2 separate regions of the Homo sapiens genome follow, and region 2 is linked to region 1. A link is a loop called in an ENCODE intact Hi-C map of the cell type or tissue named here. Cell type or tissue: PC-9. All regions are shown on one strand. Links, peaks and the distances in the headings refer to the core of each region. The heading gives the core; the rest is flanking DNA. Region 1 has its middle 41 kb from the start of RYBP. Region 2 overlaps LOC105377161 (a long non-coding RNA gene).

The links. A loop is a pair of places that touch in the nucleus more often than their neighbours do. Peaks named below come from ENCODE experiments on the same cell type or tissue, not always from the same donor. Only the 100,000 strongest peaks of a DNase experiment are listed, where the experiment ranks them.
Region 2: it touches region 1 in a loop (2.1-fold over the local background); 2 of 110 quality-filtered maps call a loop at or near these places.

Annotation. Positions count from the first base shown.
Region 1 is chr3:72,481,244-72,493,714 of GRCh38, forward strand. No RefSeq gene overlaps it. Among named protein-coding and RNA genes, the nearest start is that of RYBP, 41 kb to the left of the region's middle. RefSeq lists enhancers at 1,266-1,766, 5,933-6,450, 6,451-6,968, 8,866-9,570, 11,084-11,588. In PC-9, for the core only: no CTCF peak of the experiment used is centred there; DNase peaks (open chromatin) are centred at 3,638 and 6,268; H3K4me3 peaks cover 608 bases; H3K27ac peaks cover 863 bases.
Region 2 is chr3:72,585,931-72,598,401 of GRCh38, forward strand. All of the region lies in intron 10 of LOC105377161 (a long non-coding RNA gene), which reads right to left. Among named protein-coding and RNA genes, the nearest start is that of RYBP, 150 kb to the left of the region's middle. RefSeq lists an enhancer at 4,630-5,457. In PC-9, for the core only: no CTCF peak of the experiment used is centred there; DNase peaks (open chromatin) are centred at 5,861 and 6,221; H3K27ac peaks cover 1,349 bases.

The sequences.
Region 1 (12,471 bases), core at 2,024-10,023:
ACTTATCAGAATCCAGAACTGTGAGAAATAAATTGATAAATTACCCAATTTGTGGTATTTTGTTATAGCAGCACAAACAGACTAAGATAGATACTAATACTAATACAATACCAACATCAAAACTGCTAGCAGGCTGGGCATGGGGTTCACACCTGTAATCCCAGCACTTTGGGAGGTCAAGGCAGGCAGATCTCTTGAGGCCAGGAGTTTGAGACCAGCCTGGCCAACATGGTGAAACACTGTCTCTACTGAAAATATAGCCAGGCATGGTGGTGTGTGCCTGTAACCCTGAGTAATCTTGGGAGTCTGAGGCACAAGAATCGCTTGAACCCAGGAGGCAGAGGTTGTAGTGAGCCGAGATCCTGCCACTGCCCTCCAGCCTGGGTGATAGAGCAAGATTCTGCCTTTAAAAAAAAAAAAAATGCTGCTAGCAATGCACTTCACTAATACTCATTTTACACTGCTAATACTTGTCACCCAGAAAACCTCCCTCCTGGAGAGCCCCAGGTTCTTCAGAACTCAGTAATCACTCTTTAACAAACAAAGAAAATGGTTTCAGCCCCACTGCAGCACTCTGACACATCTTCAAAAACTCCACAGATTTCCAGAAAGACATACCTTCTCCTGGTCAGTGGGGGTTACGCCCTCGGTCACCACTGTCATCTGGTCCTTAGCCATCATCCTCTGTTCCTGAAGCTGCCATTCTCTCTCCCCATCTCTGTTACCCCTGGACCACCTCACATCTGCCATGCCTCATAGCATCATGAACACAAAGCTGGTTCCCAAAAGTGTTTGTGGATAACGGAAGGGGTATTGCAGTCCTGCATATCTGGTCAATTACAGGAACACAGCATCCTGGTTCTTGGCTGGGTGCAGCGGCTCACATCTGTAATCCCAGCACTTTGGGAGGCAGGTGGATCACTTTAGGTTAGGAGTTTGAGACCAGCCTGGCCAACACGGTGAAACCCTGTCTCTACTAAAAATACAAAAAATTAGCCGGGTGTGGTGGTGCACACCTATAATCCCAGGCACTTGGGAGGCTAAGGCAGGAGGATCACTTGAACCTGGGAGGTGGAGGTTGCAGTGAGCCAGGATGGCACTGCTGCACTCCAGCCAGGGTGACAGAGCGAGGCTCTATCTCAAAATATTTTAAAAAGTAAAAAATAAATAAAAATAAAAAAAGCAATATAGCATCCTGGTTCTTGAGTTTTCTGGACTGTCCCTACACCGGGGGCTTCTCTTGCTCTAGAGATGTCCTTGCTAATCATTGCTCTCCTGAGCTGCCTCTGTTTTTCTCTGGACCCTCTCCTCTCAATCCCTTCCTGCTTCCCATCTCTGTGGCCTTGGCTTCTTCTTAACAAGCTTGCCACCCCCAACTTCAAATTCCTGTCAATTTGTTGTAAACAAGCTACCTCTGTTTGTGTCTTGCCTTTTCCCACCAGGGAGGTATAGACATGGTTAAAGACACGGCCTCTGGCACTGGAAGGCCTCCTTTTCACTCCCAGCTAGGCATTCTTCAAATCCTTCCTATCCCTATTTTACAGCTGACAAAACTGACTTCCGGGGGATTTGGTTTTGCTCAAGGACCCAGGGTCCTTCAGGGGTAGGTAGGAAAGATCTGGGACAACTCCCAGGCCTCTTCCAGGCAGAAGGAGAAGTAGGTTGGAGAATGCTAGTTGAGGGCACCTGCAAAAGCTAAATCAAGACTGCCTGAAGCTTAGGAGGAAGGAAATGTGTGTAGATTTAGTTCCTAGAGGGCTTATAAATAGGACCATTGCTCATTTGTCCTGAAAAGTCGCTGGGCAACCTTCCCGAGGTGAGGGGTGGGGGCGGGGCCACATGCCCTCCTGAGGTCATTTCTAGCTTGATGATTCACACGGCAAAATCCCAGCGTGGGTTCAGCGCCCCTCCCCGCACCCGCCCCGTGTACTTTCATTTTGCATTATGATTTTTCACTCAAGCTGATGCGAACCCAAATTGATGTCATTTCCCTCCCAATAAGCTCTTGACCAGAAAACATCTAATTCTCCATCTAGCTGGGATTTTTTTTTTTTCACTCAGTTTCTATAAAATCATGCTGCAGTTTGCCTCGATATTTTCTTCTCTTTTAAAGATAGCATTTGTCAAGGCTTATCTTCTGGTCGTAAAACTAATATATATGCTCACTGCAAAAGAATCTGGAACACAAGAGGCCTGAAAGAAGAAAATAAAAATTATATATAGCATCACACACGTAGACAAACAGGAAAGATCATAGTATGTTTTCTTTCTGTCTTCCCCTTGTATATATATCTTTAACATAATTAGATCAAATGCTTTTTTAAAAATCTATTTAAGAGTGAGAGGGAAGAATCATAGATTCTGGCTTCAGCAGAACATGTGTTTTAATAGGTTATATTTATTGAGGGCTGAAAATGTTCTAGGCACTTTACTCAGTGTGTATTGGTGGAATGTCAGCCATTTATGTTCATTGCTTTTCAAAATCCTCACAACAGCCCCTGAGAAAGATATTACTATCATGCCCATTTTACAGGTGAGGAAGCTGAGGCTCTGAGACGTCCCAAGAACAGCTGGTTCATAAAGCAGCTGGGATTAATTTTAATTAAAGTCATCTTGCTTCCACAGGCTGGGCTCTTAAACTTTTTATTTATTTATTTATTTATTTATTTATTTATTTATTTATTTACTTTTCATAGAGACAGGGTCTCACTGTGTTGCCCAGGCTGGTCTCGAACTCCTGGGCTCAAGCAATCCCCCCAACTTGGCCTCCGAAAGTGCTGAGACTACAAGTGTGAGCCACCACACCTGGCCAGCTATTAACCTTTATAGTATGTATAGAGTTTGTCACTTCATAGGGATAAGTGCTTCAATTGGGAATGCCATGAAGGCAACACTGGCCTGCTTCTCATGTAACTAAGAATTTTTTTTTTTTTTTTTGAGACAGGGTCTCACTCTGTCGCCCAGGCTGGAGTGCAGCGGTACAATCTCGGCTCACTGTAATCTCCACTTCCCAAGTTCAAGCGATTCTCATGCCTCAGCCTCCTGAGTAGCTGGGACTACAGGCACACACCATCACACCTGGCTAATTTTTGTATTTTTTGGTAGAAACGGGGTTGCACCATGTTGGCCAGGCTGGTCTCGAACTCCTGACCTCAAGTGATTCACCCACCTCAGCCTCCCAAAGTGCTGGGATTACAGGCACGAGCCACCTCACCGAGCCTGTAACTGGGAATATTTTAATCAAAGCACAACATACTCGTGGAACAAAGATCATGCTCCATTCTGACCTTCTGCAACCCTTTGCTTTAAAGAATATATAGGGAGAAAGGAAACTGGAGGAAAAGGTCATAAGCGTACTTGCCAGTGCTACTACAAGTTTGCCCATGCCTTCCTATAAGTGTTGCTATTTTAGTGCTTGATGGACATCTAAAGTGTCCCTGGGCATGGGGGAGCTGAGAGGTGCTGGGGCTCAGCACAGATGCTGTAAAGTGACTGCTCATTCTTTCTGTGGCCATTCATTGACTACCTACCGTGTGTCTCTCAGGCACAGTGCTCAGCATGTACTCCAAATGTAATCTGTATAAAACCAGCATGCCCATGGGGTCGGCTTCAAAGTGTTGAAGTGATATCATAATGTATTAGTCATTCTCATAAAGTATGCTCATAAAGACATACCTGAGACTGGGTAATTTATAAAGGAAAGAGGTTTAATTGACTCACAGTTCCACATGGCTGGGGAGGCCTCACAGTCATGGCGGAAGGTGGATGAGCAGCAAAGTCACGCCTTACATGGTGGCAAGCAAGAGGGCTTGTGTAGGGAAACTTCCCTTTATAAAACCATCAGATCAGGCTGGGTGCAGTGGCTCACGCCTGTAATCCCAGCACTTTGGGAGGCTGAAACGGGTGGATCATTTGAGGTCAGGAGTTCAAGACTGGCCTGGCCAACATGGTGAAACCCTGTCTCTACCAAAGATACAAAAAATAAGCCAGACGTGGTGGCACATGCCTATAATCCTAGCTACTCAGGAGGCTGAGGCATGAAAATCACTTGAACCCAGGAGGTTACAGTGAGCCAAGATCACGTCACTGCACTCCAGCCTGGGTGACAGAGTGAAACCCTGTCTCAAAAAAAAAAAAAAAAAACCATCAGATCTCGTGATACTTACTAACTACCTCAAGAACAGTATAGGGGAACCACCCCCATGATTCAATTATCACTACCTGGCCCCATCCTTGATACACGGGGATACAGAGATACAGCCAAACCATATCACATAATTCACACACACATACATACCACACACACCGTGTATCTGGAGGTGAAACATTATTTCAAAACAGCTCAAAATATTATACTGGCTCTATCTGTCAGGATGCTTTGATTGTAAGCAACAGAAACTGCCTCTACTGATCTAGGCAGAACGGGAATTTCTTGGAAGGATATTAGAGAGCACACTAGAGCAAAGGAATGGCTAAAAAGTCAGGCTTGGAGCCATTAGGCACCCAGCCTCTCCAGGAGGTTCTTGGCAGCAGAAAATGCTCAACAATCTCACTGAGCTGCTGTGGCTGGAATGAGAACACTCCAAGTGTTCTCTGCTTTGGGCCTGAATCCATGATTGAGATTTCAGGGAGGGAGTCCCCATTGGCCTTGCTGGCAGTCATGCACTGGGGAGGAAGGGCTGGCCTGGCTAACCATTCCACTAGACAATTTGGAAGATGGACCAGCAGCTGGGCAGATGACAAACAACGAAGGTCTTTGCATTTCTTGAGAATGATGACAGCCAACCACTGAGGCTGTGACAACACTTATAAAAAAAATCCCCCTTTCTCTTCTATCCATTTCTCTCACACGCTGAAGCTGCTCCACAGGATTTCTCCCTACAGTTATACGCAAACCTCACCCAACATCCACTCTTTTATACCCCGGCTGTGCAAAATGTATTCAGAGAACCAGCAGCATTTATAATCTCCAAATGTAATCTGTATAAAGCCAGCGTGCCCATGGGTTCAGCTTCAACATGGTGAAGTAGTATCATAATGTATTAGTCCACTCCTTACACTGCTAACAAAGACATACCTGAGACTGGGTAATTTATAGAGGAAAGAGGTTTAATTGACTTAATCTAGCAAGTTGGGAGCTTGCTAGAAATGTAGAATCTCAAACCTCACCCTAGACCTACCAAATCAGAATCTGCATTTTAACAATATCCCAGGTGGCTCTGATGCACGTGAAGTTTAAGAATCACTCATGGATACACTCTCTTCCTCTCTCCATTTCTTTTTTTTTTTTTTTTTCTTTGAGACAGGGTCTCACTCCTTTGCCCCAGCTGTAGTGCAGTGGTGCAATCATGGCTCACTGCAGCCTTGACCTCCCTGGGCTCCGGTGATCCTCCCACCTCAGCCTCCTGAATAGCTGGGACCACAGGCATGCGCCACCATACCTAGCTAATTTTTATCTTTCTTGTAGAAATAGGGTTTTGCCATGTTGCCCAGGCTGGTCTCAAACTCCTGGGCTCAAGTGATTTGCCTGCTTAGTCCTCCCAAAGTGCTGGGACTACAAGTGTAGAGCCACCGTGCCGGCCTTCCATTCCTTAATTATACAGATCAATCTAGTCTCTCACCAGCCTAAACAAATCCTTCCTCTGTAGCAAGAGGAAAGAGATGGGCTATCAATGACAAGGTTGCCTCTGGTGGGGTGATAGAAGAAATGTGAACATTTGCAGGCTCATAATTGTCTTGTAAACAAGGGTAAAGCAGACACAGTCTGTGACCTCAGCGAGCTCAGGTTCTGGAGGGAAAAGCTGGTCAGCCGGTCCAAATGGATATTGAGGTCTTCCAAGGCAGCATGGCATGGTTCTCAGGGCTAAACTGACTCTAGAACCGCTTGCTCTAGGGGAGGATCCTGGGGACAGAGGGACGGAATGGTAAATTAAGTTTCATTGGGCTGCACAGATCAGTTTGGAAGTCCTGTGGTCCTTTGAGTCCTCTCTGAAATGCAATGCTAGACAACAGTGCCAGGGTACTCAGGGTTGGTCTGTCTCCTCCTCCAAGAGAGCAAAGAAGGAACCAGGCCCAGGGACTCACCCAGAGGGGGCTTGGGAGCCAGTAAAATGAAAAACGTTGAATGTAGAGTTCCGAACGGTCTGGAATCCAGGTATTAATCTGTTGGTCCGTCATCATATTGGTCTTTGCAACATACAAACAAATCAAGCACGAGATTTCCCCCAAAGTTAGCAAGCTCCTGTGAGTCATTTCTCAGGAACTTGGTGGCAGACACTTGGCTGAAGGCAGCTGTGAGGAGGAATGTCCGTGGAGGGGGGTGGGGGGCGGTGGTGGCCACAGTCACGGGAGTGGCTGTGTGGGCGTGACTGTAGCTGGGACTGCTGGGCTATGAAGCTGTGGCTGTGTCTGTAGCTGGGGGTGGGGCTGTGGCCATGGCTGTGGCCACCAGCCTCACAGCAGTAGCCATAACAAAAGGAGGAGCTGCTGACTGGCCTCATCTCAGTGACCACATGGCATCATTCAAAGATTCGTGCTCCTGGTCCCTCAACGCAGGTAGAACTTTTGGCAGAGTCGGGGGAAACTGAGCTAAAGGCAGTGACAGGTTGTACCTACTTGGGCCATGGACCCTGAGGAACCTGAAAAAGATGAGGGAAGAGGTCCCTATCACACACTTTGGTGTTTTGTGGCTGCTGGTGGCAGTGGGGTCTGGCATGAGGGTGACCTGCAACCACACGCACCCAGCTCCTAGGTTCCTGGAGCTGACAGCGTCTGTGGCAGAGGGGCTTGACATGAGGATGCTGTCCCCAACTCCTCTGGTCCTACCCAACATTTTCCTGCAAGGTGGCCCTAACCAACCCCACCCGCATCATTCAAATCCGTGCTTGAAGGGACAACACCATCTCACCCTCTTCCTCATTTTCCATCTTTCTCAGTCCTTGCTGTTCACAGAATAGTCTCCTCTCTTCATCAGCCAGAAACAAACAAAATGCCTGTGCGAACCGATGCTGTGGTTTCACCAGCTTGGTCCTTCCACAAACAGCAAAACTCAGAGTTCAGTTTAGGTGCCTTCCCATCACCCCTACTAGAACACTTTGTCTCAGTAGCCACTGAGTTAACAGTTGTGAAAGCTTTTAGAGAAAGATACATTCTTGTGCTCTTGAAAGAGTATGATTTACATTTCTTTGACATTCTCCAGTTTCAAAAGCCACTTGCAAATGCCAGTACTTCGAAGCTTTATTTCTGTACCTACAAAGAAAGGCACCTCTCATAAAAGAGCTTTTTAAACCATGGCACTTTAGGAAGGTAGAACCTAAGAGGCACAAAACCATAATGATAAACAAACAAATCGGTTTGTGAAGTAGCTCAGGCCATGGTCCCTACTATTCTAGGGCCTCTTCATCTATGCTGATGGCGTAAGTTTACTGAGCATTTATTTGGTGTCAGGTACTCTTCTAAGCACCTTACCTGAATCATCTCATGTGATACTTACAGGAACTCTAGAACTCTAGACCAGTGATTTTCCTTTCTTTTTTTTTTAAGAGACAGGGTTGCTCGCTCTGTCACCCAGGCTGGAGTCCAGTGGCGTGGTCGTGACTCACTGTAACCTCAAATTCTTGGACTCAAGTGATTCTCTTGCCTCAGCCTCCCAAGTAGCTAGGACTACAGATGTGAGCCCCCGTGCCTGGCTAATTTTTAATTTTCATGTAGAGACAAGATCTCCCTATGTTGCCCAGTCTGGCCTCAAGTGATCCTCCCACCTCGGCCTCCCAAGTCACTGGGATTATAGGCATGAGCCACTGTGCTAGACCAGAGATTTTCAATTAGGGGTTATTTTGCCCCTTACGCAGGGGATATTTGGCAATGTCTGGAGACATTTTTGTGTGGTACAACTAGGGGGGATGCTATTGGCATTAAGTGCGTAGAGGCCGGGGATGCTGCTTAAACAACCTATGGTTCTTGGGACGGCCCCACACCAAAGAATTATCCAGGCCCTACTGCAATAGTGTCCAGGTTGAGAAGTCCTGCTCTCAGAGATAGGGATTATTATTCACCCCATTTTCCAGATGAAGACACAGAAGTACAGAGAGGTACTTCAAGATACTTAGGTTTATAAGCAAATATAATCAGCAAAAATGAGTGTTGGCAAAAGATTGAGAAAAGTTTGCCAATATATATATTTTTAATTTTTTATTTTTTCGAGACAGAGTCTCCCTGTCACCCAGGCTGGAGTGCAGTGGCCTGATCTCAGCTCACCGCATCCTCCACCTCCTGGGTTGATTCTCTGCCTCTGCCTCCCAAGTAGCTGGGATTACAGGCGTGCACCACCCACACCCAACTAATTTTTGTATTTTTAGTAGAGACAGGGTTTCACTATATTGGCCAGGCTGGTCTCAAACTCCTGACCACAAGTGACCCACCCACCTTGGCTTCCCAAAGTGCTGGGATTACAGGCATGAACCACCACACCTGGCCAAGTTTGCCAATATTTGGAATGAACTAAGAGTAGGAGGAAAAGAGAAGCCATTCGTTCTATCTCTGTTCTGTAATTTTCTGTTTTTGTATAACATTAATCTGTGGATCCTACTGAACTGACACATTGCAACAGCTCATGCGCAGTGGGGAGCTGTCCTAGACGCTTGTAGTGGCTGTAGCGACACTGCTTTCTAAACTCATTGCTTGCCTCCTCTTGACTATCACTCTGTTTTCCAATTTCACTGCCGCACTCCTCATTCTCTTCTCAATTTGCAACCTGTCCTTCCACTCTGTTAGGTCCATTTGTGATAGTTCAGTGTGTGAAGGAGGGAGGCCCCTGCCCTCTCGACCCAGCGCTTTCTCATATTAGACAGCCCGCATCTGTCTGGGAGGTTGTGGCGGATGGGGTAGGTGACCAGCTGTCTCCAGGTCTCTCCTGGGTAAAACCTCAGAATCATTGCAAATATTAGCTGACAGCCTATACAAGGAACGGGGCCAAAAGGAATTAAAAAGAGGATAAGCCTCCTTCCATATGGACTAGGATGAAAAAATGCTCACGATATTTTCAGTAAAAAAGCCAAGTACAAAACTGAATGTATTGATGATGATTTGTTAAAAGCTTTGCACTTTTGGATGTTCCTTTTACTAAATGAACATGCATTACTTTTATCGGAAATAAACAATACTTATTTTAGCAATAATGTTTTCTAAAAACAAACAAACAAACAAACAAAAAACACACAACAGCCAGGCACGGTGGATCACGCCTGTAATCCCAGCACTTTGGGAGGCCAAGGTGGGCAGATTATTTGAGGTCAGGAGTTCGAGACCAGCCTGCTCAACAAGGCGAAACCCTGTCTCTACTAAAAAACACAAAACTTGGCCGGGCACGGTGGCGTGTGCCTGTAGTCCCAGCGACTCAGGAGGCTGAGGGAGGAGAATCGCTTGAACCGGGAGGCGGAGGTTGCAGTGAGCTGAGATGGCACCACTGCACTCCAAGCTGGACAACAAAGTGAGACTCTGTCTCAAAAAACAAAAAAAAGAAAAAACAGGCAAAATTAATCTGGTGACCAGGACTGACTGGGAAGAGGCACCAGGGAGCCCTCTGGGGTGGCTTGAGAAGGACTGCCAGTTCCCTCTTGACTTCATCACCCAGCTCGCCACCCAGAGGGCTCCACATTTGCATAAACTACTCAGCAAAACAAACGCCCTTGGAAGTGACAGGAACCTGTGTTTCTAGAAGGCAGTTAAGCCACAATTTATTGGCACTCAAGCGTGCTGCTCCCTTGGGGTCTCACCCCCCAACCCCAAAACCATACTTACCTCCACTTCCAGAGGAGTTCTCATCATTACAATTGTATGGGGATCCCATTTCACCAACCTTATGCCTACAGTAATTTTGCTTCCCACTTTAAACCGTACCTCTTTGCCATGTCCCAGCTCTAGGGCTGAGCCAGCAGGCTTATTGCCTAAGGGAAGGAGAACAAGCAGAGAATAAAGAGGCCATTGATCAGCATTAGCGTCTCCAGGCTGACATTCTTGACCTCTGCGGAGGGACAAGGGCCTTGAAAGCAAGGCTTTATGGAGGAGAAAAGGTATTTCTCAACTCCTCAGATCCCTTCTAGCAAAGTCAAGCTGACAGCTCTAAGGAGATCTTCCCAATCAGAGTGTCTCACCACCCCCTGAGAGATTTGATAACCTCTGCCCTTGGAGCAGCCTGGCACGATCTGGACAGGTGGGGATCTCATTAGTCTTCTGGTATAGCCTCCACTGAGGTTCCAGATCCCCTCTTGGCCATGCAGCACATCATGCCCTTATTATTTTATATGTGTGCCACTCCATGAAAAAGGTGTTGGCCAGGCACAGTGGCTCATGCCTGTAATCCCAGCACTTTGGGAGGCCGAGGCGAGTGGATCACTTGAGGTCAGGAGTTTGAGGCCAGTCTGGCAAACATGGCAAAACCCTATCTCTACTAAACATGCAAAAATTATCTGAGCATGGTGGCACATGCCTGTAATCCCGGCTACTCGGGAGGCTGAGGCAGGAGAATTGCTTGAACTCAGGAGGTGGAGGTTGCAGTGAGCCGAGATCCCGTCACTGCACTCCAGCTTGGGCAACAGAGCGAGACTCTATCTCAAAAAAGAAAAAAAGAAAAAAGAAAAGAAAAAGGTGTCAAAGAACTGACCTAGATCCTTGAGTTTTGCCATTTGCAGAAATGCCCCAAACATGCTCATGCTGCCCTGGGAGGATGGTGGAAAGAAGGAAAATCTCAAGGGCCACTCATAAGGTCAGATGTCTTTAGGGAGTGGGGAGATTTAGAATCATCCAAGAAGTGACGGGGAAAATTTGAGAACATCAAGGTAAGTGGATCACATCACAGGGCACTGCGTGAGGAAGTCTGCCAGCCATGGGGGACCTCACCTCTGGTTAAGCACCATGTATCCCCAGGCCCAAAGCAATGGCACACAGGTGGTGGCAAGAATGTGGATAGAGGAATCTGAGAAAGATGGCTTGGCCCTCCATGGCCTGTGCATGGACTGTGGGGGACACCAAATTTCCCAGGGGCCTGGGCTGGGTCCAGGGAGATGCCAAAAGAACGCTGGCCTGTGATCAGGATGAACAGGCTGACACAGGCAGGGAATGCAAGGCCAGAAGCAAATGACCTGGAATCTGGTTGCTGGCCAGGGCCTGCCCCAGCCCATGGGATGCCTTTGTGCAAATTAGAAAAAGGCTTGCTCTTCTGACTCACACAGCCCCATGGGCTTGTGGCTTGGCTAGCAAAGCACTGGCTAGATTTCAGCTCTTCTGTGGACACCCTCATGGAGGGCGTAACTCTCACAGCACTTAGACATGACACTCATTCCAGGACATCACTACAAAAATCTGGGTGGAATGATAGTCCCCAGCCAGTCCAGGGAGTCTCTCAGAACAGCCATTCCTCACAGCCTGGGCGGATTCTGTTTCCCCTTCCACTTCCCAGTTTTACCCCAAATTCGCACATTCCTAAGTACCATCATGAAAGGATGGGGGGGGGGGTTGGGAGGAGATGAGAATTGGGAGGTGGGATTCAGAGCTCTGACTGCACTTCTCCCCCTCCTCAGTCACCTAATGACTGAGTGATCTCAGAGATTGGATAAGATTAGCCAGGTGTGGTGGTGTGCACTGACTACTTGGAAGGCTGAGGCAGGAGGATCGCTTGAGTCCAGGAGGTCGAGGCTGCAGTGAGCTGTAGTTGGGCCACTGCACTCCAGCCTGGGTGACAGAGTGAGGCTCTGTCTAAAAATAATAATAAAAATAATTAGAAAATAAGCTACATTTTCTTTCGTTTTTTCTTTTTTTTTTTTTCGAGATGGAGTCTCATTCTGCCTCCCAGGCTGGAGTGCAGTGGCAAGATCTCAGCTCACTGCAAGCTCCATCTCCCAGGTTCAAGTGATTCTCCACCTCAGCCTCCCAAGTAGCTGGGATTACAGGTGTGCGCCACCATGTCTGGCTAATTTTTGTATTTTTAGTAGAGACAGGGTCTCACCATGTTGGCCAGCCTGGTCTTGAACTCCTGACCTCAAATGATCCACCCGCCTCGGCCTCCCAAAGTGCTGGGATTACAGGCATGAGCCACTGTGCCCAGCCAGAAGCTACATTTTCTTTGCATATATAAGCATTGGGCAAATAAAGCCACATCCCTGCTAAACAATTTTCTCCCTCTTCTTACATTTTTTGGGAGGTGTAGGTACCTCTTACAGATAGAATGGGTGGCTGAATGCTGTTGTTTGTCCTGGAACTGTCCTAGATTTTGCTGATTTTCAGGATTATTATTAATAGCAACCCCCCCCACCAGCTTTCAGAAATGCCTCAGTACGGATAATATGGTCACCTATTAATAATGATACATCAGATGTTAGGTCTGCCTGCACAGCCCTTCCTTCTAGCTCAGGTTAACACCAAGGAAGAAGGGCAATGGCTGGGCGTGGTGGCACACACCTGTAATCCCAGCACTTT
Region 2 (12,471 bases), core at 1,425-9,424, 100 kb after region 1:
CCACACTTTACATAGGCATCTTTAGGAGAGGGCCCTGGAAGAGGTGGGGGACACAGCACTAGGGTGGGAATCAGCCACAGTCCACCAGGAAATTGGGGAGGCCAGTTTTGTCTGAGAGCTGGTGGGCTCTGAATATATTCCACGCTTTCTTTGTCCCAGCCTGGGGAGTGGGGGTGGAAGTAGAGGAGGAAAAGAATTTCAATGAGCTGCTTTTGACTTGATGTCATTTTGTTGGTTTCAATAACTATTTGTTGAAATAATCTGTGCCAAAGGAGGCCAAAAGGGAAGAGGCATAGGACTGGGGTTCAAAGAGCAGACCCTGAAGAGTCCTTGGAGGACGAGGGAGAGTGCGAGAGGCTTAGCAGGGTGGACAGTGATTCTCATTTTACAAAAATGCCCAGTATCGAGATTGCTGCAGTGTTTTCAGTGCTGGGGAAATGACATCCCTAAGGCTTGCATTCTAGATCCTCAAAAAACAAATTGCCCTTTTAAAGTCTCACGGTTAAAGAGATATTTGGTGTCTCTTGAACATGTGGTCGGAGGGTTTTCTGATGGGAATCCTTGGTTGTTTTTAACAAAATAAGCCAGATCCAGAGGCTGCGTGACAGGACCCGGGCACCTCTCAGGCTGTCTTCTCACAGTTTGTCTTCTTTCCTAGCCTAATTTCTAGACTCTCTGCACCTGTGGTCTTTGTTTCACTCCAGCATCACCTTTTCAGCCTCTGCCATTAATTGGACTCATTGAATGCACTGGGCTCATGCCGGCTTCCTAGTTGCTGAATCCAGAGGCCTTTTCTCAGATCTTGTTCTCCTGCTCTCATGGCACCATTTTGATATGGAAGATGGGCAGAGAAGTGCTGGGAAGGGAAGGGCATGGTGCCTGGCTACGGCTCCACCCCCGAGCCTATGGACCTAGGTGAAGACAGGCACTCCTGCCTTCATGCACAAATGTTGCATTTCCCAAGGCCACCCTGGTCGGCCACACCCTGATCCTGTGCTGTAAATAAACCGGAGACCTTAGTGGGTATGCACACAAGAAGTAGCTGAGCCATTGAGCAGAACACACCAGCCGAAGAACACACAAGCAGCTGGACGTCAGGAGCACACTGGCAGGCACCTGCAGGCTGGCAGGCCATCGACCAGCACAACAACATGGAGTTTGGCTGGGGCAGTTGGAGGGGAGCCCCACTGCTGAGCGGCCTGACTCTAGGGGAAAACCACCTTTCCATTCCATCTCCCTTCAGCTCCCCCATCTGCTGAGAGCTACTTCCACTCAATAAAACCTTGCATTCATTCTCCAAGCCCACATGTGATCCGATTCTTCCAGTACACCAAAGCAAGAAACCCTGGGATACAGAAAGCCCTCTGTCCTTGTGATAAGGCAGGGAGTCTAATAGAGCTGACTAACACAAGCCACCTACAAATGGCAAAACTAAAAGAGCACCCCATAACACATGCCCACTGGGGCTTCAGGAGCTATAAGTATTCACCCCTAGATGCTGCCTTGGGATGGGAGCCCCACAGCCTGCCCATCTGCCTGCTCCCCCTAGAGGTTTGAGCAGCGGGGCACTGAAGAAGCGAGCCACACACACCCTGTGAAGGGGACAAGGGAACTTTTCCCATTTCAATATGGTCTTCTCACTCACCTCCTCCCTCTAGACAGCTCTCCTGCCTAGGTCTCCATGGCGCTGTTCTACCTAGCTCTCCTGCTGCAGGTTGACTCCCCTGGTAAGCTGTCTCTAAGATGGAGATGATCAGGGAGTGCTCTCAGCATCACTCCGTGGAGGGAGCAGAGGGAAGCAGGACTGGGAGGGAGAAGCTGAATTGTGAAATAGTCTCAGCAAAGGCCTCAGCCAGCTCCACAGGGACAGGCATTCGGGGCACTGAGTTGGAGCAAAAGAATCAGGTCTTTACACACCCGGTTGATCAGTCGCTGGGGGTGGGCTCCCTGGAAGTAGGCAAGGCTTTGGGCAAGGTGGTGTTATTTAGCCACGGGCCATTCATTCCAACAGTGTTGCCAGCAGCTGGGGGAATCAGTCCCTCCCCAAAAGGGGATCTAGGCAGCACACTACAGTGTCCACAACACCTTCCTTCTCTCCAGCCGCTCCTTCCCTGGTGTAGGTGACCACTTTCCTCTGGTCTCAGGCTATGGCCTTCTGCTCTTCTCTATTTACAATCTCTTTTGTAAAACACTAATAAAGTATTTTATTTACACTTCATACAAGAACAGTAACTAGCATTTATTGGGTGCATCCTATGAGTAGATGCCAGGCACTGTGCTAGGCACTGCCGATATATTATCTCATTCAAGTTCCCAGAAACCCACTGGCATTAGGGGATATCAAAACTCTTTATCACAGCCAAGGAAAGTGCCAGAAGAGTCTTCTTAAAAAAACAAAGCAAAATCCTTTTTCTACCATGTCATCTCCCTCCTAGCTCAAGGCCCTTTGATGGCTCCCAATTACTGTTGGAATAAAAGCCCAGACTCCTAACTCAGCACCCAAAGCCCTCCGAAACCTGTCCTGAGCCTCCCTTTTTACAATTCTTCCTTTTTCCATTCCTGCCAAACCAAGCCCTTCACTAGGACTTTCAGCTGGCCTGCTCCAACCTGCTCCGAGACTAGCTCGGCTTAGCTCTTAACTATGCCTGTCCCTTCCTTTGACAGTCATTCATTCACGTATCTGTTTCCTCATCTATTGTAGACCTAACATATACTAGGCTGTGTGTTGGGCATTGGGGATACAATGCTGAACAGACACAGCCTGTCCTCCGCTTCAGAATCTTAAAATTGTGCAAGAAAGACGAATGTTATTCAAACTTGCCAAATTTTCAGTTATTTATTTATTAATTATTATTATTATTTTTTGAGACAGAGTCTTGCTCTGTCACCCAGGCTGGAGTGCAGTGGAGCAATCTCAGCTCACTGCAACCTCTGCCTCCTGCGTTCAAGCAATCCCCTGCCTCAGCCTCCCAAGTAGCTGGGATTACAGGTGCCCACCACCACGCCCAGCTAATTTTTGTATTTTTAGTAGATATGGGGTTTCACCATGTTGGCCAGGCTGGTCTCAAACTCCTGACCTCAGGTGATCCACCCTCCTTGGCCTCCCAAAGAGCTGGGATTACAGGTGTGAGCCACCATGCCCAGCCTCAAATAGTTATTGAATTCCAGCTTTGACTCAATGCTAAGAGGGGAGCATCAAGGGGTGTTGAAAGCTTAAAAGGGAGCGCTGAGGACCCTTGGTGAGCCAGGTGCTCTTCCAGTGCCCGTGGATGTGGCTGTGTAACTCAGTCGCTTCCCTGCTTTCTTCGTGGGGCCTAACGTAAGTGTTTCTCCTTTTCAGCTCTCCCCTTTCTCCTCTTAATATCTACATTGCCTGTTGCCTCAACTACTCAATCCTGTGCAGCTTTGCTTTCTCAATGTAAAGCGCTGTCGTCTCTCAGGTACATTTTGAGTCTTATGAATGATAGTTATCACTGATTTGAGGACATATCCTGTGCCAAGCAGTCTCTATGCTCTCACACTGTTCAGCAATTGCAATATCCTCACAACCATCCTTCTTCTTCTTCTCATGATCCCATTGTCTTAGTCCCGGAGGAAGTAACCCTGAGACAGGGACTCAGAGCACCTGGTTTACTTGGCAGTTTAAAGAAACATGGGCAGGTCAGTGGGGAGGTCATGGAAGGGAGGGTGTATTATCAGTCAAGTTCACCCTGGGGGAAAACCAGAGCCAAATCCCGCTGGGGAAATTCTGAGAAGTGGCATAGAATGCGTCTCAGAATCACCGTACCCAGGGGGTGAAGGAGTTGGGGTGCTTATTCACCAATTCCCACCAGACGCTGGTTGAGGGCTGTGTGTAGGTGGGAATGGCACTAATTCCTGGGCACTGCTGGCACCTGCAAGGGCAGGCAAAGTGGGCATCGGCAGCCTGAGAAAGCCCCCAGGGGAAGAAATGGAGGTGCCAGAGTACACTGAAGTGGTGAGGACGGAGGGCCTACTACGCCCATATTACAGATAAGTAAACAGAGGCTTCGAGGAGTCAGTCCAAGGTCACATGGCTAGGAACTATCAGAGCCAGGATGAACTGAAGTCTTTCTGGCTCTAAAACAACATAAAATGCCCCTTGAGAGGCATTATCTTATCTTAACCTCCAGTAACCCTTACAGCTCTTTGCACAGGGCTAAGAACCCAGTAAAGAATCCAAAACTGCTTCCTGATTGAGGAGCCTGAACGATGAGGAGCTTCTTAGACCCACAGAATAACAAGGCTTTTTTTCTTTGTTTGTGTTTTTGAGACTGAGTCTCACTCTATTGCCCAGGCTGGAGTGCAGTGGCGTGATCTCGGCTCACTGCAACTTTGGCCTCCTGGGTACAAGCGATTCTCTTGCCTCAGCCTCCTGAGTAGCTGGGACTACAGGTGAACACCACCACGCCTGGCTAATTTTTTTATTTTTAGTAGAGACAGGGTTTCACCATGTTGGCCAGACTTGCCTCAAACTCCTGACCTCAGATGATCCGCCTGCCTCGGCTTCCCAAAGTGCTGGGATTACAGGCGTGAGCCACCATGCCAAGCCAATAACAAGCTTTTAAATGTGCCTCCCTTCTCCATGATAGCAGGTGCGATCACCTAGTTTCTGAATACATTCATGAGTGTCTCGACCCCTTTTTACCTTATCACCTCTTGGACTTGTTTGAAAAGAGGAAAACAGGCCCACAGTCAACGACGGCTTCCTGTCATGAAGCTGAGGCCAGAACTGGAGTTGCTACTCTTGGTCTTCAGCAAAAATTCAAATGCCCATGCAATCCTTTTTTTCCCCTCCATGAAATTCCCCTAACTCGGTTAAAGAAAAAAAGTCAGTCAATTTACATGGTAACAGAAAAGGACAGGGCCTGGTATAAAATATTCCCCCATCTGCACCGGAGGGCACGGCCTACACGCTTCAAGAGCACAGCGGAGGCCCCGGGGATTTGTTTTTCTTTCCCTGACCCGGGGACTCTGATCTCTCACTTAACCTCTGACCTCTTCAATTCAGATAACAGGGAACTGGCAGCTGGGTTGGGGGCAGCTCTGAATGCCACTGGACTCCGCCTGGGTTCATTCTGGCCATGGAGACAGAACAAAGGGAGGTGGCCCTTCCCCGTGAAGCACCCCAGGGCGGCAGGCAGTCCTGTGGGGGCCCCTGCTCAGGTGCCCACCCCGGGGAGCATAGAGGGTTACCTCATTACAGCTAATGCCATTTAGAGCCTACTTTGTGCGGACAGGAAAAAAAATTAAAGCAACATCAATACCTTGATTTGACTCCATTTAAAAACTTCAGACTGAAATAGGCCTCAGCAAAGATCCATGCCCCTCCCTGCAGAGAGGCCTTTTTCCTCCCTACCTTAGGCCTCATTTAAAACAGGGCTATAGTCTGCATTTTAACAGCAGCTATTTAGAGGTGGGTATGAGCCACTTGTTTGAAATTGAATCAGCCATTTTTATTAAGCCATATATTTTCATTCTTGCCGGTGACGCTGGGAGACGATTTTCCAGCCTCTCTGTTTTGCTTTCCAGTGTATTTTCATTGGGAGGAGAGCTGCAAATCCAGGCCCTGCAACCTCCAATTACCCTGCTCCAACCCCATGCTGCTGGGTTGGACCCAACTCTTCACAGCAACCTCAGAAACAATGAATTTTAACCCCCGCACCCGCAACACCAAAACAAATTCCTTCCTAAATAAGGAGCCCGTTGGCTCCTTCCTAGCTGAATTCCCAGCCCCCATCTCCCAACTCCAGTTTCCAGTTTTGTGGCTGCCGCTGCTCCTGCTTGCTGGTGACTTGGCAGCTCAGCAGTGACCACCCACGGTCGTGCCCCAGGGCTGGATGACTACTTAATCTCTGCTAGGAGTTTGGCAAGAGGCTATTCACTGCCTTTAGACAATTAGACATCTCGAGGGACAGACATTTTTTTGGAGCCTCTAGTTCCCAGCTGCATGTGGGTGGGCCTTTTATTCATTCATTCATTCATTCACTGATACATTCATTCACTCACTTATTTATTCTTTCGTTTATTCATTGATTGCTTTGGAACAGCACCTGACACAGAAGGATGACAGCATGTCAGTAGCTGTCATTCATATCCACAGCCAACATTTATCAGGGACCTCCTACTATGTACCAGGAACTGAAGATGAAATAAATAAAACCCAGCCTCTGCCTTCGTGAGATCATACTATCAGAATGTGGTTTTGCACATTGGGATCACTCGGGGAGCTTTTAAGAAAAGCCTATACTAGGCCCCACCCGCAGAGATTCCGATGTGATTAGTCCATGGTGGGGCCAAGGTATCTGCATTTTGTAAAGGCTTCCACATGTTTCTAACGTGCAACCAGGGCTGAAAGCCACGGCTCAAGAAGGAAGGGCAGATAAGGAGACAGCTCTGCCCCAGGGTGAGGAGGGCAAGAGTAAAGTTCTGTGGATGCAAGGAGAGATGGACTCTAACCCTGCCTGAGGTCAGGAAGGCTTTCTAGAGGAAGGAGGCCTGAAGACAGAAGTCAGCATGGGATGGGCCAAGGTACTGGGAAAGGAGAAAGGGGGAGAAGATTCCAGGAGATGGGAACAGCACAGCAATGGCCTGGGTTGAAGGCAAGCATTGCACGTAGGACAATTTCCGATGATTGCATATGGCTGGAGTTGTGTGTGAGAGAAGGGAGCAGGGGATGGAGGAGACAGCTGGCCGAGCAACCCTGCTAAGGGACTAACAGGGTGTTTTGTCATCCATGTAAGGGGTTCAAACACTGCCTAAAAGCAATAGGGAGCAGAGGAGGGAAATGATTAATTTTGCATTTTATTTTATTATTTTTAAATTAATTTACTTATGTATTTTTGAGACGGAGACTCGCTCTGTCACCCAGGCTGGAGTGCAGTGGTATGATCTCGGCTCACTGCAACTTCCGCCTCCTGGGTTCAAGCGATTCTTGTGCCTCAGCCTCTCGAGTAGTTGGGATGACAGGTGCATGCCACCACACCCAGCTAATTTTTTTTGTATTTTTAGTAGAGACGGGGTCTCCCTAGGTTGCCCAGGTTGGTCTCAAACTCCTGGCTCAAGTGATGCACCCGCCTCAGCCTCCCAAAGTGCTGGAATTACAGGCATGAGCCACCACGCCCAGCCAATTTTGCATTTTAGAAAACTCCTGGCCGGGCGCAATGGCTCACGCCTGTAATCCCAGCACTCTGGGAGGCCGAGGCAGGCAGATCACGAGGTCAGGAGATCAGGACCATGCTGGCTAACATGGTGAAACCCCGTCTCTACTAAAAAAAATACAAAGAAATTAGCCAGGCGTGGTGGTGGGTGCCTGTAGTCCCAGCTACTCAGGAGGCTGAGGCAAGAGAAGGGCGTGAACCTGGGAGGCGGAGCTTGCAGTGAGCCGAGATCATGGTGCCATTGCACTCCATCCTGGGCAAAAGAGCGAAACTCTGTCTCAAAAAAAAAAAAAAAGAAAAGAAAACTCCTTCAGCTGTAGAATGGACTAGAGCGCAGCCAGACAGGAAGCCAGGTGAGAAATGACAATGACTGGACGCAGGGATGTATCAGTTTAACTTAGGCTGGGCTCCCCTACACCTTGAGATAGTCTAGAAAAGGAGTCAGAATTGTCCCACCTAAGGAATGAAGAAACTGGTGTATTTGCCCACAGACCCCTGTCTGGTGTTGGTCCAGGGCCTCTCCTGGAGGCATCAATGCCCCAGCATCCTGGCCTGCCCACCCCACTCCCACAGGCATGCTCCTGGCCAAAGCAAGCTCCCTGGCAGAGAATGACAGGCACCTACAAGGACACCATCCCTGGCTGTGGGAACAGTGGTGCCCAGGGCACATGTACAAGGCTGCAGCAGAGGCTGTGACTAGGTCTTTACCCAGTGATGGAGGGCATGAGAGACTGAGGCCAGGAAGAGGCTGGTGAGTGTGGTGAGATTGACAGGTGCAGATGGAAATGAGGAGGCAAGGGTTGCCATCAAAAGGAGGATGGCAACCCTCCAGCACGCTGACTGAGGGCACGAGCAAGTGAAACCTTTAATCCCCAGGGTCAGATCAGCACAAATACAGCCATGTGCCGGCCAACAACCTTCTGAGCATCCATGCAGGGCAGGATCATGGGATTCTGGTTGTTTGAGCTGCATGGACTTTTGGTTTCCAGGAGAGAAGAATTTGCAGTATTTGTAGGAGGCTTGGCTTTAGGCACATAAAAAGGCCTTAACAGACTTTAATTCCGGGTCACCCCCACCCACAACCTTGTGTTCCTCCCTCTCCTCTCCCCATGATGTAATCTCTGATGTAATCCTTGGTATATTTCTGTTCCCTGTCTCTCCTATCCAATCAGCTGCTGTGTTGGTTGTGAATTATTTGAAGGCAAGAAATCCACTCAAACTAATTCAAGTCCAGGAGGCCAGTTTTGGGGAAGATATGAGAGCTGGGGGAAGAACCGAGGGCAGGAAATGTAGCCAGGCTCCCTTTAGGTTCAGAAGCAGAGACCACTAAGACCCCAGGGGTAGAGAAAAGGCTTTTCCTATTTTTTCTGAAGCCACATGGTCTCTCATCTCCCCCTCTATCTTTTCATCTGTTCCATCTCTGTCTCATTTTTGTTCCTCTCTGCGACCTCTCTCTGTGTCTCCGGTATTTGTGCTCAGGTGAGCACATGGCCACTCCAACCTGGCATTCTGTGGCCTCTTAGTTTAAGCCAATATAAATAGGCTTCAGTCTTTATGTCTCAGTTCCTAATTCACAAGGGAGAGTACTGGATTGGTAAGTATTAGAAGACCCAAATCAAACTGGTTCCAGGAAAAAAAGCAAATTTTTTGCCTCAAGTAACTTAAAAGTCAAGGGTAGGCATCAGGCATTGCTGGATCCAGGGGCTTAAGTTCTTTTGTCAGGAATTCTGATGCTCAGCCCTTTTTTGATCTGTGTTGGTTTCATTTTCAGGCAAGTTCCCTCCAGCTTTAGATCCTCTAGTTTAGCAGTCTCAGTAGAAAGGTGGCTTCTTTCTGCCAGAAGTTCCAATCACATTCCTAGGGTTGACTCTCACTGAGCCAACCCAGATCACAGCCCCCTTGCTGAACCAGTTGCTCTGTCCAGTGGATGGAAATGCTGATGGGCCAGACCTGAGTGACACTGCACCCTGAAACCAGATGGACTAAAAACAGGAGAATGGCCAGGCACGGTGGTTCATGCCTGCTATCCCAGCACTTTGGGAGGCCAAGGTGGGAGGATAGCTTGAGTGGCCAGGAGTTCGAGACCAGCCCGGGCAACATAGCAAAACCTTGTCTCTACAAAAAATAGAAAAATTAGCTGGGCCCAGTGGTGTGCGCCTGTAGTCCCAGCTACTCAGGAGGCTGAAGTGGAAGGATCACCTGAGCCTGGGAAGGTCGAGGCTGCAGTGAGGAGCAAAAAAAAAAAAAAAAAAGCAGGAGGAGAATTTTTCTCCAAAGAAGACTGAGGTGCTGGTACCAGAAAAAGGAAAAGGAGGCATGGATTTGAGGAGGCAGAAGTAAACAACCAACATGGTCAAGGGGTGACATCACACCCTTCCACCCACCCTAAAGAGCTCTGAACAAAGCAGGTTTCTTATAACAATATGGGAACCAAAGCAGTCACCACGCTCTCCTGTCAATGTTATCTGAACAATCTCACAGACATCTGCTTCTTCCTTTCTGTGACTGGGGCACCAGCCAGGGCTGACCATCAGCATGTGTGCACTGATATGGCCACCATCGTTGTTAAAGTACTGCACTATTTCCGTCACCTGTTGGTAAATATCCACCGGCCTGAGTCCCTGGCTTCCCCCACCTAGGCCACTCAGGCCCTCTTTTGAATCCCACAGATTGCCACAGGCTAGCCACTGAAGGGTTAATGCTGAGTGCAGCAGGGGCCTCCAAGACCCTGACCCAGCCGCTTCTGATTGGTTGATGCTCATGACCTACCAGTTGTCTCATTGATCTGGTACCAGTAGTTAAATATTTTGAATATCACCCTGGCTGGCAACAGTTTCCTATCTACTCTCCTTCATTCCCCTCCATCCCTCGACTCCCACAGTCTTCCTTCACACAGCCTTCTTAAACTCTGATCTGCACTACTCACTGGCCTCCTCATCATTCTCCCCTGCATCAGGTCCTGACTCCTTCGTAGGTCTCCAGCTGCCCCTGTGAGCTGGTCCCAAATGCCTTTTCAGCCTCACCTTCCCACCCACCTCCCACCCAAATGGCTTGCTTTTCCAAATACGCATGCCTCCTCATGCTTCTCTGCCTTTGCCCAAGCTGTTCCCTTTTTCTGATATTCTTTACCCACATATTTATGGAGGGCCTACTGTGTATGTGTCAGGTGCTGGCTTGGAGGAATAGACTGAGCAGGGAAGGTGGAGACAAAAAAGACAGACAGATGTTGTGAAATGTCTCCAATGGAGAAGCTCAGCCTGGAAGCAGAAAGGGGCACTTAACCCCAGGTCCCAGGAGCTCCCTGAAGGAGGATTCCTGGAGGATGAGTAGGAGGCCAGGAGGTCTGGGGCACAGCAATGAAGTCAAGGAAGCCAGCCTGCCATGCTGTGATTCCAGGGGTCCAGCAATCTGCTTCAATGTGCCCGATGTCTGAGCACACCTCCCGTTTGCTGAGCGCTTTCCATGTGCCGGGCACTTGCTGAGCTTTCCATGCTTGATCTCACTCAGTCCTCACCACCACCCTGCGAGGTGAGGCTGTGCAGAAAATGCAGCTCAGAGAGAAGACTCACACAGCTTGTGAGCAGCAGACCTGCCATCTAAGCCCAGGCTCCCTAGACACTCTGTTCACCCCTCACCCCATTCCCATGCCCCCTGTTTTAGGGCAGAGCACCTGCTCCACCACCCATCATTAGCAAGCTGGGCCTAAGAAGAATAATCTGGCTTCCCCACAGTGCTCGGTCCACAAAGACAATCCTAGACGTGGAAAAGCAGGGAGGGGGTGGCAAGCCCTGCTCTTGGCCACTAACAAGCTGATATTTGATGTGGTTCAGCAGGTGACCTGCCTCCTTGGCTCAGTTGCGCAAAAAATGGGGATAAAAATATCTTGGGGCACTAAACAGGATAATACATAGAAAGCCATTAAACGTGAGCCACTATGTCACCTACTCTTTCAGGACCAGATGAGAAAATGGGATAAGAAGGAAAACAAGGACTCATGCTTAGGTACCCTGGGCACAATTCCTTCCTTCCCAGACAGGGAGGGAGCCTGACTACATACCTCCTCTCTCTCTCTGCAATCAAACACATCTGGGTTGGCCTATCTGCTGTGTGATTTTGGGTAAGTCACTTAACTTCTCTGAACTTTCCTACCTTCACAATAGAGATCATTATGGGGCTCTGCCTTCATTCACTCAGCAAGCCACATGCAGCAACTACTATTTGCCAGGCATGGTAGTAGGAGCTGATGATGTAAGCAAGACAAGCCCCTGCACTCATGGAGTTTATATTCTAAGGGGAAATACAGACCAACACACACATGCACCCACACACAGTCAGGCTTTCAAATAGTGATAAGCATTCGGAAGAAAATAAAACAGGACAATGGTGCAGGAAGGAGGAGGCTGCCCGTGACAAAGTGGTCGGGGGGGGGCTGTCTGTGAAGGTAACCTGGGATCTGATACCCAGTTGGAGGGGAGAAACCTGGCAGACAAAGATCTGGGGAAGAGCTGTTCAGCCAACAGGAGCAGCAAGTACAGAAGCCCTGGGGCATGAAGGAACTTGGTCTATTTTAGGTATAGAGAAAGCCCAGTGGGGCTGGAGTGTGCCAATCAGAGTGAGGGAGAATGGCAGGAATGTGGGGAAAATTCAAGATGAGGCCCTGAAAGGACTTACATGGGCCTCTGACCCATGCCAAGGGCTCCATGCAATGTCAGCTACTTTGCCTGTGCTGTCCTCCCACGGGGCAGCAGGTTGGCTCATGCCAGGGAGTCACTGGCCACCAGAAGGCTGCTGCTTATACACAGGCAAATACGGTAATTCTTTTCCTCCACCTCCCAGCAGTAGCAGCAGCAGCAGGGATATGAATTGATTGTCAGAAGCTGTTTAAGGGCCTGTGATTGAGGAGATGATCTGAGGTAAGCTGCTCCAGTGAAATAAAGGCCAACAGCTGCCTGGTTCCACATCAGCGCTGCGCTTTTCTAAAAGGCAGCTTTGCCTTCCAGCACCCACCCCCACTCCACCCCCAGGAGGCGGGGAGCTCTCCCTTCATACTCTGGGGGAGGGAGATCCTATTTAGTGACAGATGAGATGTTGGGGACTAAACCCGAGGGCGTTGAGAAGTGTAATGGCTGTGGCTGAATATGTCAGTTTCCTGTTCTTTGTGGGTGGGGTCTCAGTTATGAATAAGAATTTCATGGAAATTTTGGGATTGAAAGGAAGGAGGGATTCGGGGAGAATCAGTCCCATCTCAAATTAAAATCTGTGCATTCCTGGGCTTTCAAGTGTAGCACTTTAC